Linked DNA regions of Mus musculus: regions 1 and 3 are each linked to region 2. The links are chromatin loops, found by intact Hi-C in ENCODE. Cell type or tissue: gastrocnemius. All regions are shown on one strand.

Evidence for each region. A loop is a pair of places that touch in the nucleus more often than their neighbours do. Peaks named below come from ENCODE experiments on the same cell type or tissue, not always from the same donor. Only the 100,000 strongest peaks of a DNase experiment are listed, where the experiment ranks them.
Region 1: it touches region 2 in a loop (5-fold over the local background); 25 of 42 quality-filtered maps call a loop at or near these places.
Region 3: a loop joins it to region 2, with 3.0 times the contacts of the local background. A loop is called at or near these places in 15 of 42 quality-filtered maps.

What each region holds. Positions count from the first base shown.
Region 1 is chrX:140,721,495-140,723,994 of GRCm38, forward strand. All of the region lies in intron 3 of Mid2 (midline 2), which reads left to right. Among named protein-coding and RNA genes, the nearest start is that of Gm23199, 43 kb to the left of the region's middle. In gastrocnemius, a CTCF peak has its summit at 1,124 (motif pointing left); a DNase peak (open chromatin) is centred at 1,108.
Region 2 is chrX:140,490,883-140,493,382 of GRCm38, forward strand. No RefSeq gene overlaps it. Among named protein-coding and RNA genes, the nearest start is that of Prps1, 36 kb to the left of the region's middle. In gastrocnemius, a CTCF peak has its summit at 1,140 (motif pointing right); a DNase peak (open chromatin) is centred at 1,131; H3K27ac peaks cover 975 bases.
Region 3 is chrX:140,844,383-140,846,882 of GRCm38, forward strand. No RefSeq gene overlaps it. Among named protein-coding and RNA genes, the nearest start is that of Tex13b, 32 kb to the left of the region's middle. In gastrocnemius, a CTCF peak has its summit at 1,213 (motif pointing left); a DNase peak (open chromatin) is centred at 1,200.

The sequences.
Region 1 (2,500 bases), 230 kb after region 2:
AGAGTCCCCTTCATAGATTCCAGGCAGTTTCCACTTCACTCGGTTTCTATGTCCCCCCCCCATATGCCCTCCAATTCCAGTCATCTGTCCCTATACTTTATCCCTCCATATCTCTTCCAATTTGATCCTTCCTCTTTCCATCCATACTATCCCCCAGTCCACCAGCAAAATCTATTCTGTTTCCCTGTCCCAGGGAGATCCATGCATTCCCCTATAAGCCTCCTTGTTACCTAAGCTCTTTGTGTCTGTGGGTCGCAATATAATTATCCTTTGCTTTATAGGCAATATCCACTTATAAATGAATATGTACCATGTTTGTGTTTCTGGGTTACCTCACTCGGGATGATTTTTTTTTTCTAGTTGCATCCATTTGCCTGCAAATTTCATGTCATTTTTTAAACTGCTGAGTAATATTCCATTGTGCAAATGTGGAGAAAGAATTTTTTTTTAACCAACTCCACATCTGATAGAAGGCCAATATCCAAAATATATAAAGAACTCAAGAAACTAGACATAAAAGGAACCCCAAACAATCTAATTTAAAAATGTGGTACACATCTAAACAGAGAATTCTCAATGGAGGAATCTCAAATGGCTGAGAAGCCCTTAAAGAAGTGTTCAACGTCCTTAGCCATCAGGGAAATGCAAACCAAAACTACTTTGAGATTCCATCTTAAACCTGTCAGAGAAGCTAACATAAATAACACAAGTGACATCTTGTTCTGGCGACGACGTAGAGCAAGGGAAACATTTCCTCATTGCTGGTGGGAGTGCAAACTTGTATAGCCACTATACAAGTGGGATTTGTATGGTTTACAAATGGGATTAATATGGTTGTTCTGTAGAAAATTGAGAATCTATCTCAAGACCCACCTCTACTACTTTTGGGCATCTAGCAAATGGATGCTCCCTTCTACTGTAAAGACGCTTGCTTAACTATGTTCATAGTGGCTTCATTCATAATTGCCAGAATCTGGAAACAATCTAGATGTCCCTCTACTGAAAACTAGATAAATAAAATGGGGTATATAAGCTTCTTTTGTTTTATACCCAGCACATGGCTTGGTACTAGCACTGTTAAGAAAACGATGATTAAGTAAACAGCTCCCCCTGGTGGCTAGGTTTTCGAAGTATAGTTTTTAATGCCCCAGAAGGGTGAACCAGTTACCCTGGTAAGGTAATTTTTTCTTTCAACAGTAAGAAAGGAAGTATTTTAAAATATGTGGTCTCCTAAAACCTATGTTGTTATTTAGACATTTCTCCGTTTTTTCATATTTCAGCAAACAATATTGAGATGACAAAACAGATCAAAGAAAACAATTTTGAGCCATCTTGTAAAAAGAAAATATAAGCGCTATTTGTCTCATGTAGTGAAAAAAATGTAACACGGCACAGTTCTCCTTCAGTATCCATGGAGGATTGGCTCAGATACCAAAATTCTCAGATGCTCAAGTCCCTGGCATAGCAGGATTTAGTATTTGCATATAATCTAACTATATCCTTGTATATACTTTAAATATTTGCAGATTACTTATAATAGCACAGTGTAGCGGCTATATAAATAGTTGTTGTACTAAATTGCTTGGGAATAAGACCAAATATCTGTACATATTCAATACGGATGCCAATTTGTTCAGATATTTCAATTATGAAGTTGATTAAATCCACAGGTACGGAACTTACAGATGTGAAAAGCTATCTGTATAGGCTTTGTTCATTATATCTTGACTTCAGAGTCAACACAGTCATTCTTATTCGTTGACTGATTCAACTGATACTTGTAGCTTTACCTACAGTATGTCAGGCACTAGGCTACATGTTGTGGATTCAGTTGTGAGCAAAACAATGGCCCCACCATTAAGGAGCTTGCATCCAAGTTAAGAGGCACAATTTTTTTGTTTGTTTTTGTTTTTTGAGACAGGGTTTCTCTGTGTAGCCCTGGCTGTCCTGGGCTCACTCTGTAGAGCAGGCTGGACTCAAACTCAGAAATCCACCTGCCTCTGCCTCCCAAGTGCTGGGATTAAAGGCGTGCACCACCACTGCCTGGCAAACATTTTTAAAACATATTCTTATTAAGAATTATGACTGGTATAAAAATAATGAAGGATGCAGAATGATATATGTGTGGAGGGAGAGGCATAGAACGAGAGACACAGAGGAAGAGATTGAGATTATATTGGATTCAACTATTTTACCAGACATTTGTAATTGTTAGAGTTTCAGAAAACTACAGAAATGTCTCCCTAGGCATGCCTAAAAGCTTATAGGAACTCTAGAGAGTTTCCTTTTTTGTTTGTTTACATTTTGACTTGGGAGGAGGCGTATATTTTGTCATGTATATGTATTCTCATGATCACTACTGGAATTAAGTCATTTTGTTATCTCCCCTTCAAAATCACATGTGCTACCTCCTTTTAAAAATTAGATTTAGGTATTTATTTCTACTTTATGTGTATGATGTTTTGCCTGCATTCATATCTGTGCACAGACTGCATGTCTG
Region 2 (2,500 bases):
CCATCCCCTGCTTCCCTTACTAAAACTGTCAGAAAAAGCCAGCTAAAACTCAAGACTTAGATAAGAGCTCCCACTAAGAAACATCAGTAAGAAATGATATAAGAATGACAAATAAACATTACAAACATGTTAAACACCAGTAGACACATGTTAAAAACATGACACGGGCAGGCAAGCAGGATGGGATAGTTCAGCAGGTAAAAGTATTAGCTATGCAAGTCCAGGTTCAAGATCGGAAACCCAAGGTGGGAAAAGAGGACCTTTCAAAGGTTGTAAGGGTTAAATGCAACTAAGGTGAAGCACCTAGTATGGAAGCAGGCTAGAGTCCATGGAGGATTTTGTCATTCCATACTGTTTACTATGACTGCTGTAAATGATAAAACATTGTGTGGAGGACCTGATAAGAGTCCTCTTCCCAAGTAAGTGTTAGTTCCCTTCCGTCCTCTCCACTCAGGAACAATGGGGAATCGACATCAATGGTAACTGTGTTCCAGAGGTTGGCAGAAGATGGGCGGAAACTTGTATGGAAGAATGAGTGTATCTTGGCGTCCTTATCAGGTCCTCTGAGCTTTGATAGGGTCAGCTACCCTTGCCTTCCTCCAGCTCCTATTCAGGCTTTAGTGGATCAGAATAGGCTCCTGATAGGAAAAGCATGTCCTTCCGAATAGATTGGGGCCTGCATTGCTCTTGAAATTGAACATTCAACTTTCATCTTGGTTTGCTGAAAAGAAATGTCCCAGAAAGGTTCAGGCAAGCAGGGCTACATGTCTTCCTAGCTTTCGTTCTCTGAGTGGTCTCCTCTTTTTGGCCAACAGTATTGATTACTGTACCCAGCCATGTTTCACTGAGACCGCCAAGGTGGTCTTCAGATCCTAATTTGGATATTAAGGGGAGAGCTTGTCACTTAATGTCTAAAATGCAGTTTGAAATAATGTTTATTTTCAAACTGTGTCACTACAAACATCTGTGAGAAGAAGAAAAGAGTGTTGTGAAATTAAGTAGCATCAGGGCTCTAGAAATCTCCTGGCTTTGGGAATCAGCTACTCTAATAATTGGACATAATTCATGAACTTGTTCTACTACGGAAGAAAGTGCTCCCTCTTCGGGATTTATGGCAGTGCCCTACTCTCTGCAGACAGCAGAGGGCCTCATTAGCACAAACTCAATGTCACTGGCAAATACATGAAAAGGGAAGTTAGCCAAGGTTCTGAAAGCTCAGTAAAACTTTAACAGAACTTGGGCAAGAAAATTGACTGGTCAGCTCAATTCCGTTTAGGAAAAAAAAAAAAAAAAAAAAGGAGGGACAATGGGCTGTACAGAACGTTCTTATTGTTCCCCTCTTTGTGGCTGAAAATTCTTCTAAAGTCCCCAAAATGTTCTTACCTCAGCTAGTAATAGGAATCCTGGGTAGGGTCGCTAGGTTTGGAAAATAAAGATACAGAGCTTACCGATAACTACACTGAACATTATGCATTTTTAAATGTAATGTTCTTAAAGACAGGAAGAAAACGGAAGACTAACTAGGGACTATGTGGGCACCTCGGGTTCTCCTTTTGCTTCCTCTATCTTGTCTTGGGTGCTAGACAGGTTTTCAGATATGCCAACAGAAGAATGTCGAGTAGAATCCAGCTTCTCCAGGCAGAGGATCAGGAAAGAGGCGCCCTGGCAAAATAGAACACTTGCAACACAACTGCTTCACTGCAGCCAAGCAGAACAGAGAAAAATGGCCCCAACTTATCCAGGCCAGCATGGATGGAATGACAAACCAAGATTTCCACTCTGGTCAGGAAACGAGGATCTGTTCTTCCACCCGCACCATGTTTTAGACAAAGGCCTTGTATGGAGGTAGCTTTTAAGTAGCAAGGCCAGGTAACACCCATACCAACATTATCTTTGCTGTTTGTTTGGTTGTTTATTTTCTGAAATGCATTTAACACTGGACCTCCTGGTTTTGCTGGGTTCTCCTAATTTTGAGTAAATTCTGATCCCGAGCCTGAACTCTAGTGATCTGTCACCACTCCAAGCCCCGGTGAAGAAATGGAAAGAAGTTTCTCTGGAGGTAACACCAAGTAGGGAGTCCCTGGGTGCCTCCACCTTCATGGCTGCTTTTTCAAATGCTGTGCAGATGTGTGTTTTGCTCCCTCTTGCTCATCTACCCTAAAAATCAATGATGGGAAGAACAGCAACAAAAAAAGCAGCTCAACTTCTGTGTCTTCTCCAAGGAAGATTGCTGTGGTAAATGTCCCTAGCAGGGTTACTATGTGGAGCAAATGAGATAAAGCAGCAGTTATTAAAAGCCCCTTCATGCCCAGTGTTGCGCAATAAAGATTGTTTTTCTTCCTTCTTATTGTAGCCCCAGACTATCCTGGAACATTTTTTTTCAATTGAAAATTTATATGCTGTATTCTGATCACAATTTCCTCTCTCTCATCTCTGTCAAGATCTTCTTTCAGAACGTTTGATCAGCCTACCTTATCCTTCTGAGTGTGGGGTCTCAGAT
Region 3 (2,500 bases), 350 kb after region 2:
GGAAGGAGCCTCCACTTGAGAAACTGCCTCCATAAGATCGGGCTGTAGACAAACCTGCAGAGCATTTTCTTAGAGTGGTTAATGGGGAGGGCCCAGTCCATGGTGGGAGGTGCCACCTCTTGGCTGGTGGTCCTAGGTTCTATAAGAAAGTAGGCTGTGTAAGCCATAATGAACAAGCTGGTGAGCAGTACTTCTCACTGATTTCTTCATCAGTTCCAACCCTGGCTTCCTTCCATGATGAACAGTGATGTAGAAACATAGGCCACATAAACCCTTTTCTCCCCAAATTGCTTTTGTCCATGATGTTTTATGATAGCCACAGTAACTCTAAGACACAAAAGAAACCTCCAAAATAACTTTTCTTGAAGTAGAAGAAATCAGGGAGGACATTGTTTTTTTCAGTCTTGGAAGGCACAACTTAGGAGAACATTGGGATTCAACAAAGCCCTAAGAGTAAAGTTCTCAGCACATGCATTAAATATTCAGAGAGATGTCACATTAGTAGTATAATGAATCACCTCAAAGTTTTAGAAAAGCAAGTAAAAGTCACGCCCCAAAACATGAAGCGTCACAGGATGGTGAAGGTCAGAGTGGAAAGGTGAAATGGAGACACAAGGAACAGTCCGTGGAACGGATCAGAGGTGTTCCTTTGGAATATCAAATTGACAAACTTTAAGTTATCCAAAAGAAAGAAAAAAGCCAAATCAATAACTTTACCTACGAGTTGGGGGATATTACAGCAGATTCCAGTTAAGTCCAGAGGACTACCATTAGAGAATACTGAGAAAACTTATAAAATAAGAAATCTAGAAAAAATAGTAAATTCCTACACATATTAAATCCGCTAAAATTCAGTCAAGAGGACATAAACAATTTGAACATCCACAGCAAGCAATGGTATCTAAAGAGTATTAAAGCTGGGCAGTGGTGGCTCTCATCTTTAATCCCAGCACTTAGGAGGCAGAAGCAGGCGGATTTCTGAGTTCAAGGCCAGCCTGGTCTACAAAGTGAGTTCCAGGACAGCCAGGGCTATACAGAGAAACCCTGTCTCGAAAAACCAAAAAAAAAAAAAAAAGCATTAAAAAATCATACAAAATGGACTGGAGAGATGGCTCAGTGGTTAAGAGCACTGACTGCTTTTCCAGAGGTCCTGAGCTCAATTCCCAGCAACCACATGGTGGCTCATGACCATCTATAAAGGGATCTGCTGCCCTCTTCTGGCCTGCAGCTGTAAATGCAGGCAGAACACTCAAATTTAAAAAAAAAAATCATACAACAAAGATGAAGTGGAAACTTCTGTTTCTTTGGAAAGTCAGATATTACCAAATGATGTTTTGTTGGGGGCACACAGGTAAAGCAAACACATGAGGGAAGGTTTCCCTGAAGCAGACACAGGTGAAAGAATGTTTTGCTATAGCAAACATGTAAAAGGACTCATGATATTCAGAAGGAATATAAATATAACCCCACAGACAGTGGGAAGTCAAGCATTGCTTTGCTTTGTTCCACCTTGCTATTCTTCGATAATGATGTGCATGTATTGGTTCACCTTACATGGAGTTGCTGAGGTCCCCTTGTGAAGATTCCGTAGAGAGAAACTAGCCAAAGAACTTCTGAGGTTTCTGCAGCCTCTTACCGCTTCTGCAGTCTCAGGCCGGTTGGAGAGCCCTTGCACTCATTCTGGATTGAACTGTCCTTGCTGGTTCATGTATGTTGATTGTGAACAGGTTGGACTATAGCTGCTGGTTCTTGTGCAGTGTCTTCTGAGAGGACTGAACTACAGCTGGTGAGTCATATTTGGTGTTTGCTGGTGGACTGAACTGCTGATATTCTGACAACAAAGACTGGACTTGCACCCAAAGAACTATTTCTAAATAGGTCCACCTCCTACTTGTCCTAATAACTTTTCCTTTCCACTACCCCTGGTAGGTGGTGGGCTAAAGGGAAGGTTGAACGCTTATTAAAGTAGGTGGAAAAATTTATCCTTACACAAAGAAAAGTTCATAACTGGATGGATCTGCTGCTGAATTCTACCAAATCTTTGAAGAGGAGCCAATACTAAAATCCCTTAAACTATTCTGTAAAATAAAAAGGAATCAGTGCTACTGAACTCATTCTGTATGCATAATGCAGGGGTAAAAACGCGTGCTCTTTGTGATGGGTAAGCCAGCCTTACCATGATTCCAAAACTCGATAGGAGCAGAGCTAAGAAGACAACAAATAAAGATCAGTTTCCATGATAGATACAGCATTTTTCAATTAAATACTTGCAAGCCGAATTCAAGAGCGTCTTAATTAGGGTTTTACTGCTGTGAAGAGACACCATGACCAAGGCAAGTCTTATAAAGGACAACATTTAATTGGAGCTGGCTTACAGGTTCAGGGGTTCAGTCCATTATCGTCAAGGCAGATCCAGGCAGATATGGGGCTGGAGGAGCTGAGAGTTCCATCTCTTGTTCCAAAGGAGAAGACTGACTTCCAGGCAACTAGGGCTGGGGTC